Linked DNA regions of Homo sapiens: region 1 is linked to region 2. A link is a loop called in an ENCODE intact Hi-C map of the cell type or tissue named here. Cell type or tissue: PC-3. All regions are shown on one strand. Links, peaks and the distances in the headings refer to the core of each region. The heading gives the core; the rest is flanking DNA.

Region 1 (5,892 bases), core at 564-5,563, 350 kb after region 2:
TAAGAGCATTTACGTAGAATATTTTAAGTATAGAACACATACATATATCCATTTTAGCTGGTGCTTACTAAATGTTTATTTAATTCATGATAATTTGATCTCACATTCATTGAACTTTTGAGCAGTACTGACTGGTTTCCCAAAATATACTGTAGGGTAGGACAAATGTTCAGTATAATTCAAGATACACAATGTAACAAATCAGAAGCCACTGTTGTATCAGTTTGGTGAAATAATAATCATTATATAATCAATAATGAACTGTAGTGACTGTTTTGCTCCCAGAGGAATATCTGTCACCATATTTTGATAATCTTACATAACTAAATAACAATGCTTGTAATTAAAATATTATAATTTGATATCTTAGGCCTGGCACAATGGCTCATGCCTGTAATCCCAGCACTTTGGGAGGCCGAAGCAGGCAGATTGCTTGGGCCCAGGAGTTGAAGAACAGACTGGGCAACGTGGAGAAACCCTACCTCTACAAAAAAAAAAAAAAAAAAAAAAAAATTAGCCTATCATGGTGATGTGCACCTATAGTCCTAGCTACTTGAGAAGCTGAGACAAGAAAACCTCTTAAACCCAGGAGGCAGAGGTTGCAGTGAGCCAAGATCACGCCATTGCACTCCAGCCTGAGCAAGTGGAGTGAAACCCTGTCTCAAAAAAAAAAAAAAAAAAAATTTGACAGTTTAAATGTGTCAAAGTACAGAGAGACATTACGTTTATTGATCTGTAGTAGAACAAAATGTTATCAGATCAATTTCTTTATCCCCACTCAAATAGTAAGCCTGATATTAAGAGATCTCCAAATTGTATTATAAACAATTTTATATCATGGACAATATAACAAAAACAGATAATTTTAATACTTCATTCCTAATCTATAGAAAGTGCTTTGGGTACTTCTAATATGTCAGACAATGATGTGAAATTTAGAAATAGATACAAATGCAAAAACAATCACCTCCTCAAGGCTGACTTTGTCCAGGGTCAGGGCATACATCTGGACTGACAGTTAACCCACCTGTTTTGCAAATCCTTGTTTAGTTATTTCTTTCTCTGAAAAATCTATGACAAATATTGTTGGATGAAGGAACTATCTTGTTGTACATAAGGCAAACATATAACCTTGTCTTTCTACACTATGAACTTATAGGATTTCCAGTGTCAGCGATTATAAAGAGTAGAAACTGTTAAATGATACGTGTTCTGTCGTTTTCTACTGTGCATGCTTTTTAAAACTTAAGAAATAATTGCTTTTATTTGTAGCACTTCACAGTTCACCTAGGATTTTATATTCATTATTATAAGTAATCCTGCAAGGTTTCTATGACATAGATACATTAGATGTGATTATTGTACTTTTAAAAGGTCACACAACTGGTAAACACAAGAACCAGTGATATATGCCAAGAGTTTTTGAGCGTTAGACTACTGTAATTCCCTTTATAGCAACTTGCCATAAAAGAGCTGCTATCATTAAAACAATGTGATATATTAAAGGATATTATTAAATAGTGGTTTTGCATAGACAATATATTAAATGTGAGTTCAGAGGCAGTTCTGCATTCAAGAGACAAAGTATTCTTTTTTTAGTATTTAAATTCCCCCTTCCTAAAGAAAACAGTTGTAAAAGATGTCTAATGACTCCAATAAAAAGTAATTTACTTCCTAATTTTAAATGGAGAAATACTAATCTCTAAGAGGTATTTTCTTGAGGCAGCATTTTTGTAGTTACATATGCTTGAGAATTTCCTACAATTAAACAGTGAAAAAAATATTGACCTTAAATACAGCAGGCAAGTTCCAATTTATATTCCTATATGAAGCCTACTCTCTCTCCTAGAATGGAACATAAAAATGTCCTTTTCTCTCAGATGCAGGCAATTGATCTATCCTAAAGCAGTAACTAGAATATTTTTAAAAACTAAATAAAAATTTGGTTAACTGAATTTTTAAACAAAACCATTTGTTTATTTTAATCCAGTTTCAACCACATTTTAACCTTTAATTCTTATTCATAGACTAAAATGGCTTCATTGACATTTATTTTTATTTTTATGCTGAGTTTTTAAATAAAATTGAGAAGTAAATGTAGAATAATCAACTAGGAGAAAGAAAAGATAAAAGCACCTTTTTATTAATACATATAAATATGGCAATTGAAACCTTAATTTCTGTAACTTGTTCCAACCAAATATACTTAAATTTACACTTTATTTAACCTTCCTAAGCACTACCTCAATTCACTAATGAAATACATTCTTGATCTAGCCATCTGTGAGGGTTTCAAGAGCTGGTTGACTCAAAATATTTCTTAAGTACCAGTGTCACCTGCCTTCTCCCATGGTCACTGTGGAGGCTAAAGCAACACTATCTTTTATGCTAATCTGCCATGTTGACTACTGTTTGACCCCAGTTCCAGAAATATCTCTAAGATTTCTACTTTACTAATAACAGCACCTACTTACTGGTAAATTCTACCCTTAGGTCAAAACCACCTTAATCTTATGATAAACACATACTTGCCATAAATCCTGCTCTTGAGCAAATTGTAGTCTATGACACACATAGTCTGTGACACATATCCCTGAAGGGGATAAAATGACTTCAATTGTCTTACATATCTCTTCTGAAGCATGCATACCCTTTGCCTATTTTATATAAGCCCTTGGTCTGGCATAACCATGCGGGAAGTACCATCTTGTGGCTGCCCCAGGCATGGCTCCATTCCATAACTCCCTATTAAATGTTTCTTTCTGAGAAACTGGATTTGTCAGCCTCTTTCTTCAGCCTCTTAGCTCCTTTGGCCTTTGGGGTTATGTTGGCATAGACCTGCTCACCATGGAATAGCCATCAACCATGGCAACAACACCAGGCAGCAACTGAAGACCTATTAAAAGAAATGACCCAAAAAATAGGGTACAAAAAATTCAATAAGACAGTGTTAATATATGAACATGTGTGTATGTATCATTCATATGCATATTTATTCAGGAATCTGTTGACATTTGATTGTGTAAACATTTATAAACCACAAACATTATTTATCACCAGCCTTTGGCAACGAATACTATTTGGGGATGTTAGATAAATTAACAAGAGTAATATATGTAAGGAATATAGTGAGATTCAAAAGAAATACTGAAAATTAATTCTCCAAAAATGGGCATTTCCCCTTTATAATGCATTCCTGATTCCATGACATTGGCAATGTTGCTTATGTGACCTGGAATTCCCACCCTTCTCACCCCTGCCTTTTTAAGTTTTACTCATCCATCAAGTTTCAACATATGTATTTCTCTTCCATGGATCTTCTAGGAAAACAAAAACCCAAAGTCACCCTTTATTTTGCTTATAGATATTGCTATATGACTATCATTTAACTTCCTAAATTTTTGGGTACATTTTGGTTTTTACCTATACATCAGTTATGGTTTCTGACTTTAAGTGTAATTGCCTCGGTTCTTCTTTCCCACTGCACAGACAAAATCAATTCGCAGAGACCATGGCATTGAAGTAAAGAAAGAGTTTAACTTTATGGGAGGCCAGTAACACAGGAGATGGAGTTACCACTCAAATCAGTCTCCCCAAAGGCTTGGAGGTTAGGGTTTTTAAAGAACAGTTTGTTGGGCAGGGAACTAGGAAATGGGTGCTGCTGTGATTGGTTGGGGAAGCAATTATAAGGGTGTGGAAAACGGTTCTCATCCACTGAGTCCACTTCTGGGTGGGGGCCACAGTACCAGTTGAGTCATGAATCACAAATCCAGGTGGGATCAGTCTAAAAACTATCTCAAAGACAAATTTTAAGTTTTACAACAGTGATGTTATCTATAACAGCAATTGGAGAAGGGACAAATCTTGTGACCTCTGGCCACATGACTCCTGAGCAGTAAGGGATTATAGAAACTATGCCTACATTTTAGCAGAATTGAGGTCTTGCTCATAATCCTAATCCCGTGGCCTTTCATTAGTCTTACAAAGATGGAGAGGGAATCAGTTTTAGGGAGGGGCTATTATCATCCTTACTTCAAAGTTAAACTACAAATCAAATTCTACCCATGGTAGATCAGCCTGGCTGATGCCCAGAAATGAGCAAAGACAGCCAGCCTTTGAAGTTAGATGCAAGATGGGGTCAGCCATGTTAGATTTCTCTCCCTCTTAATCTTTGCAAAGGCAATTTCATTAGCAACTGTACCAACACTAGATAACTTCAGCTGAAAAGAATTCAGAGAATCAATGAAGCTTAAAAAGAAGCATGCTTGTGGTATGAGCAGAATCCAAGGGAGACTAGCAAAGTAGACCAGGCTGGTTCTAGAAGTCTGACTAGGATGCTCTGTCTCCACTGCCACAGTGCCTCAAGTTCTCAATGCCATAAATAATGTTTTAACCTCCCTGTGTATTTGCTTTCAATCCTCAAGATGTAAGTCTCAGCAAGTTGTGTCCCTTCTCCCCAGCAATTGGAAGAAGGAAAAACTATCTAACTTTCACAGCTTCAATTTGGTGGGCAGTGAAGCCTTGACTCTCAACTCCTTAGTCCATGAGGGGTCTTCCTAACCAGTGCAAATATTTAAATTTGAGGAACCTAAAATGCCTAAAAGTGTCTACCATATTTTTCAATTTATAACATAAAATAATTTGGATCCATTTGTATATTATCTTTGCATTAAAACTGCTTAAAACAAAGTTGGCTATATAATATGCATTTCAATATTTGTTAACAGGCTGGTGCTTAGAGGTAAAATAGAAAAGTTCTCTTTCTTTTTTTTTTTCTTTTTTATTTTTTGGAGACAGAGTCTCACTCTTTCCCCCAGGCTGGAGTACAGTGGTGCAATGTTGGCTCACTGTCACCTCTGCCTCCCGGGTTCAAGCTATTCTCATGCTTCAGACTCCCAAGTAGCTGGTACTACAGGCACACACCACCACGCCCAGCTAATTTTTGTATTTTTAGTAGAGATGAGGTTTTGCCAGGTTGGCCAGGCTGATCTCAAACTCCTGACCTCAGGTGATCCACCCGCCTCGGCCTCCCAAAGTGCTGGGATTACAGGCGTGAGCTACCAGGCCCGGCCCTGGAAAGGTCTTTTTCAAGACCAAACCTCTATGTTTTTAAAGCTTGTTTCAAATAACTATTCTTATGTTCATAGAACTTCTATAATCAGACAATTTAGCATAAGCTACACAATAGGATGAACATTGAACTCATCCACAAACATTTATAATGGGTACATAACTCTATAATATGAACTTTAGAAACTCTTAAAGAAGCATACAGTACAGTCCATGAACCAAAAACACTCATAATCCTGATATAGAGATGAAATTTTTCTTATAGGAATCAAAAAGTTGAAGACAGCAATAAACAAATGCATATGATGTATAAAGGCTCTTGCATAGGTGTTAGGAACAAAACAAGTAACCAAAAGATTAATGTGGGCTGTGTTTACTTCAAGATCACAAGTATAATTGATTTATACAGCCCAAACTCAGAGACAGATACCATTCTCAAAATAAAAATCTGACAGATAATAATATTGTGAAGCAATCTGGTTTATACATAAATAAAAAGTCCCTACGATGCATTGTTAAAATAGATTTTATGATACCAATCATCAGTGTTTCAATATAATGTATTATTTTTAGGAAACAATTTTAGGCAGTAGAACTAATTTCATTTCCTTAAAATATTCAGAGTTTAGCGTTTTGAAATTGAGAGATTTTTTTTCCATTAATTTACATGTCTGTGAGAATTTCCCATGGAAAGATTTTACTTCATAATTCATGTTCATTGCATTCTTTCTGATAAATCCACTTGCAGAAAAGAGACAGAGAGGCAAAAACAAAACTGCAGTGAATGAGTGGTTCTTTTGTTTCTTCATCATTCCTTTGGGG
Region 2 (5,892 bases), core at 292-5,291:
AGCATGCTTGTGCAATCTGCAGCCCACAGGCCCAGGATGGCTTTGAATGCAGCCCAACACAAATTTATAAACTTTCTTAAAACATTATGAGTTTTTCTGCAATTTTTTTTAGCTCATCAGCTATCATTATTGTTAGTGTATATTATGCGTGGCCCAAGACAATTGGTCTTCCAATGTGGTCCAGGGAAGCCAAAAGATTGGACACCCCTGCTTTAGAGTCTATTAGTAAGCTGAAAGAAGTGTGTATTCAAGTTTCTAACACGGATCATGAGGCATGAGGTTCCAGTTATTCATTCATTGACTGATGGTGAAATGGCTTTGAATCAAGGTGATTGTGATAATAGTGATGATAATGGTGACGTTGTTAACACTGCAGAAAAAGTGTCTACAGGCAAAATGGTGAAAACATGTTGTGGGTTTATTGAAGGACTAGAGCAGCATGCATTTATAGCAGAGCAACAAATCATGTTTGTAAAATCGAAGAGAGACTCTTGAGACTCAAACCATTGTTAATGAGGCAGATAACTCTGGAGGAAACATTTTAAAATGTTATCCAAAAGAACTTCTGTTCATCCTTTGAGGACCCACGTCCTGGTCTCTCAACTGCTTCTGATGTTTCTTCTCACCTGAAAACATACAGTGTACACTAACCTTTTAATCAAAACACAGGATCATAGGTGGAGGTTGAAATCCTGCTGTTGTTTGTTGCTGCTGTTGTTTAACAGCTGATATAGGCATCTGGTGATATGACTGTGCTGCTTACTTACTCTGAACACATTATTTTTTCACTGTATTAATGGTATATCATATATTTTACTGTTAAGTACTTACTTATGTGTGTGTAAGTGTACAAAAATGACTGCTTATGAGTAACATATAAATTCAGAGTCAGGAATGATGGTGATGCTAAAGAATCACAGATTGTCCCCATGGGGGGCTGAGATAGTGATACCTTTGTCTTATGATGATTCAATATACACATGCTCAAAATCAGTACAATTTTATTAAAATTATTTGTTTTAACAAATATCTTTGTTTCATGCTCAAAACATTGTCTCATGCTCAAAATTATTTAAAATATTGTATAAAATTATATCCTCACTATTTACATAATATATATATGAGACATAAGTGAGTTTTGTATTTAAACTTGGGCCTCATCCCCAAGATATCCCATTATATATATGCAAATATTCCAAAATCCAAAAATTCCAAAATTGAAAATAATTATTGTCCCAACATATCCGATAAGGAATAGTCAACCTATATTCCGAAGTCTTCATCAGGACAGAGCAGTCAAGTGATAACTTTATGTATCCTAAAGCAGTGAGTCTAAAATCCAAGGCCATTTAATTTTTGTAACCACTTGAATTTTTTCCTTATTTTTATAATAAGTAAATACTTCCCAGTTTTACCCAAGGAGATGTCCACATTTTTGCTATGACAATGTACAATCCATATTCTGGTTCTCAGTTTCTTTTTTTTTTAATAATGGAAAATAGCAAGGTGCATTTTACAGCAACTTCTAGTTCTGGAATAATGTAATCTGAAATTCTGGAATTAAATTATACCAATCTAAATTATCACTCCGCTTTGGAGAAAAGTAATATTTCTTATAATCTCCCATTCAGAAATTTATTATCCTAATGATTTAATAAAGCCAATGGGGGGAAGAAAACCCTAGAAAGGGTGTGTCCTTCAGTGTGAGACAGAAAACCCCAGTAAAGTAAAATCTCTCTTTTAACAGTTACAGTAGGCAGAATTCTAAAAGGATCCACAATGACCCATGCCCTTTTATAATCTCTTCTCCTTAAGTGTGAGTAGAATCTAAGAATATGAATCATGGGCAGAATCAAGGGATATAATTCCCATGATTGTTACTTTATACAGTAAAGGTTAAATAATGTAATTAAGAACCTTAATCTGGGTTGGGTCTGATGTATAATCAGGTGAGTCATTTAAAAGCAAGTTTAGGCTTTCTCTGAGTTCAGAGAAGTCTTAAAAACGCAAGCTCCAAAAATTAAAGTGAAAAAAAAAAGACACAAGCTCCCATGAGTTCTACATCGGCAAGAAAATTAATTCTACCAACAATCAAATAAGCTTAGAAGTGGATTCTTCCCCAGTCAAGTCTTCACATTAGCCCTCAATGATGGCTGACACCTTTATTGCAGTCTGTGAGATCCTGAGTGGAGGACCCAGTTCAGCTGTGCCCAGACTCCTGACTCATGAAAACTGTGAGATACCACATGAGGTGTTTTAAGCTATTAAGTTTGTGGTAATTTGTTATATAGTAATAAAAAGCTCTTTTAAGAGTTTTCGATCCAATTAAAATAACATACATTATAGACCAAAATATTTACTCTTACAACATAGATGAGATACTTTGCTCCTACATTATTGACCAAAATATTTACTCTTAAAACATAGATGACATAGATAATGCTTTAGTGAATTTTCTTCAAGGATATTTCTAAGAGTAATTGCTTTAGTTGGTAAATTTCTTATACCAAGCACAAACATGCCAACCGTGCTGCCACCTGATGGCATCTGATCTAGCTGTAGAGATCACTGGGCATATGGGCTTTGGCAGATTTGAAGTTTTATTACAGCCAGATGAACTCCACTTCTCCTCTGCAACACCCAGTTTTGAGGTTACTGGTCAGCTTTGTCACTGGCACCTGTTTCCTACAGTATTCTAAGTTGGGGTGGAAGCAACACATTTCTGACTCTCAGGACTAAAGTGAGGCATCCAAACTGAAACCTTGTGACATCCCACTCACACCCCAACTTTCACTTCCTTAAGACTTTTAGTGATTTTTCTAAGCCCCCAAATTTTTGCATTAAACCTTTTTCTGTTCAAATTACCTAGCATGGTTTCCATTTTCCTGACTGATGCATAACTGGTCATGACTGAAATATAACAATAATTGAATTAATGTCATTTTAATTAATTAGATAATTAATTAGATGACAGCTGTTACTTTATTAGATTTGATAGTAATAAGTGAAATCATACAATTCCAAGTTTTTAACACTTGAAGGTTTGAATCCACATTGACACTCTTCCTGATTTCATGATACACTTATAGAATCTCCAACTCTATTATAGCTTATTTATGCCTTTGGCATCTGCAGGAATGCTTTGGAAAGGAAAACGTAGTTAAGCAAATTCTGGGATGTGTTTAAAAAGTTAAAGTAGCTCAATTTAGAATTCTTGTTGCAACTTACTTCTCACATCCCTTCACTTTGGACAGAATTACCATTGTAGGTGAGTTGTTCATGACTAAAATAAACATAGTAGTCTTAGGTATTCCTTTGTCAAACAAGGCAGTTTAGTGCTGAGCACATATTAGCTTATTTTATTTTTCGGTTATTCTTTATCTTGGTGTAGTTTACAGATTTATGAGTAATAATGCATCACTTAATGTGGTATATAGAGAATTTACAAGTAAATATAAGAACTTTTTGAAGTTGTATAAAGAGATAGAGAAGCATACCTTGAGACTCTTAAAATCACAATATGTGTGTGCTTAGCCTCTCTCCTGCTCTTTCAGACTTCCAAGGTTGTCACACGGTTTTCATGTAACCAATGCTGTAAAAACAATGATTCAAAACTTTACCCTCAAGTCATTTACATGAATAAATATTCAATATACATTTCCAATTGGACTTAATTTCTCTACTCTCACGGACTGAGAGGTATGGGTATGTATATTAACAGTCTCACAACTTCCTAGGACTTTCCTAGCCTGTGTGAGACAAGCTATCTCACTGCAACAGGCACACGAAATGAAGGCTTTTCAAAGACCATCTCATGGTACTGAATATGAAATCTGGTGTCTCACAGTGCAAAGCATAACCACTTAGCTGTTTCTTTTAAGCTCCATTTCTCCCAACAAAAGGCTATTCTTTAGCTCTGTAGTTCAGTTCACAACAGTATAATGAGAATCTTTGATGTCTAAGCAGGCTTAAATACAGCACAGAAACACAAAGTTCATATCGCTGTATGTGTTTATGCGTTTGGTCAAACAATAAATTCTAGGCCTTGAATAGGGATCAGCCAATTTAATAGAGACATCTTATCCATCATGTCTAAAGTACAATTTATGAGAAAACCTGAAAGTTTTTACATCAAAACTTCTGTGAACAAAATGTTAAGAGTTTGCAGTGGGCCGGGCGCGGTGGCTCACGCCTGTAATCCCAGCACTTTGGGAGGCCGAGGTGAGTGGATCATGAGGTCAGGAGATCGAGACCATCCTGGCTAACAAGGTGAAACCCCGTCTCTACTAAAAATACAAAAAAGTAGCCGGGCGCGGTGGCGGGCGCCTGTAGTCCCAGCTACTCGGGAGGCTGAGGCAGGAGAAGGGCGTGAACCTGGGAAGCGGAGCTTGCAGTGAGCCGAGAATGCGCCACTGCAGTCCGCAGTCCGGCCTGGGCGACAGAGCGAGACTCCGTCTCAAAAAAAAAAAAAAAAAAAAAAAAGAGTTTGCAGTGACAGATTCAGGGGAGTTTTATGTTTATGATGCTTTTCATTACTTTCTATTACATATCACTTACTGAAAAGGGTATTTAAAAGAACATACAAGGGAAATTTATCCATGTATTGGAATTATTATTAAGAGTTAACCACATTTTAGTATCTCTTAACTAATACTTGTTCTTGAAAAATTAATGTAATGTAATTTCTGTTCTGCAAAAAACAATGTCAAGAGAACAACAACAACAACAACAACAACAAAAAACAACCCAAAGACTGGGAGGAAATATTTGCAAAAGACATATTTGTTAAAGAACTGTTATCCAAAATTTGCAAAAATTCTAAAAATTCAACAATTAAAAAAATAAATAGCCAGAATAAGAAATGGACCGAAGATCTTTACAGACACCTCATCAAAGAAGATGGGAAATAGGCATTTAAATAATTATCCACATTATATGTCATCAGGGAAATGTAAATTAAAATAACTATTAGAATGGCTGAAATCCAAAACACTGACAACACCAAATGCTAGCAAGGATGTGGAGCAATAGGAACTCCCATTCATTACTGGCGGAAATGCAAAATGATAACGGCAACTTTGAAAGGCAGTTTGGTGGCTTTTTATAAAACTAAACATAATCTCACTATATGATCCAGCAATTGTACTCCTTGGTATTTACCTAAAGGAATTGAAAACATGTCCACACAAAAATCTGCACATGGATGTTTGAAGCAGTTTTATTTATAATTGCCAAAAGTTGGGAACAACCACAATGTCCTGCAGTTTATTCATTCAATGAATGAATAAACAACCACAATTAATTCAATGAATGAATAAACAACCATAATGTCCTACAATCTGCACACAGATGTTTGAAGCAGTTTTATTTATAATTGCCAAAAGTTGGAAAAAACCACAATGTCCTACAGTTTATTCATTCAATGAATGAATAAACAAACATGATTCATTCAATGAATGAATAAACAACCACAATGTCCTACAGTTTATTCATTCACTGTATACTATATAATTCCAACTAAATGACATTCTGGAAATGGCAAAATGATGGGAACACTAAAATGATCAGTGGTTGATGAGGTGGAGTGGGGGATGGGTTGAATAGATACAATACAGACGATTTTCAGAGCAATGAAAATATTATGTATGATACTATATTGATGGGTACATATCACTATACATTTGGCCAAACCCATAGAATGTACACCAAGAGTGTCCCCTAAAGTAAACTGTGGACTCTGGGTGATTATGATGTGTCAGTGTGAGTTCACCAATGGTAACAAACATACTACCCTTGTGGGGAACGTTGATAATGGGGGAGGCTAACCATTTGTGAGGGCAAGAGCAATTTGGGAAATCTCTGTATCTTCTTAATTTTGCTGTGAACCTAAAG

What was found. Peaks named below come from ENCODE experiments on the same cell type or tissue, not always from the same donor. Only the 100,000 strongest peaks of a DNase experiment are listed, where the experiment ranks them.
Region 1: a loop joins it to region 2, with 20 times the contacts of the local background. A loop is called at or near these places in 1 of 110 quality-filtered maps.

Annotation. Positions count from the first base shown.
Region 1 is chr4:137,990,802-137,996,693 of GRCh38, forward strand. No RefSeq gene overlaps it. Among named protein-coding and RNA genes, the nearest start is that of SLC7A11-AS1, 95 kb to the right of the region's middle. In PC-3, for the core only: CTCF peaks have their summits at 2,704 (motif pointing left) and 2,906; a DNase peak (open chromatin) is centred at 2,640; H3K27ac peaks cover 1,905 bases.
Region 2 is chr4:137,644,868-137,650,759 of GRCh38, forward strand. LOC101927414 (a long non-coding RNA gene) reads right to left here. Exons shown (of 4, transcript NR_187911.1): 3 at 3,498-3,592; 4 at 398-626. Among named protein-coding and RNA genes, the nearest start is that of LINC02172, 100 kb to the left of the region's middle. In PC-3, for the core only: no CTCF peak of the experiment used is centred there; a DNase peak (open chromatin) is centred at 3,404; H3K4me3 peaks cover 478 bases; H3K27ac peaks cover 3,653 bases.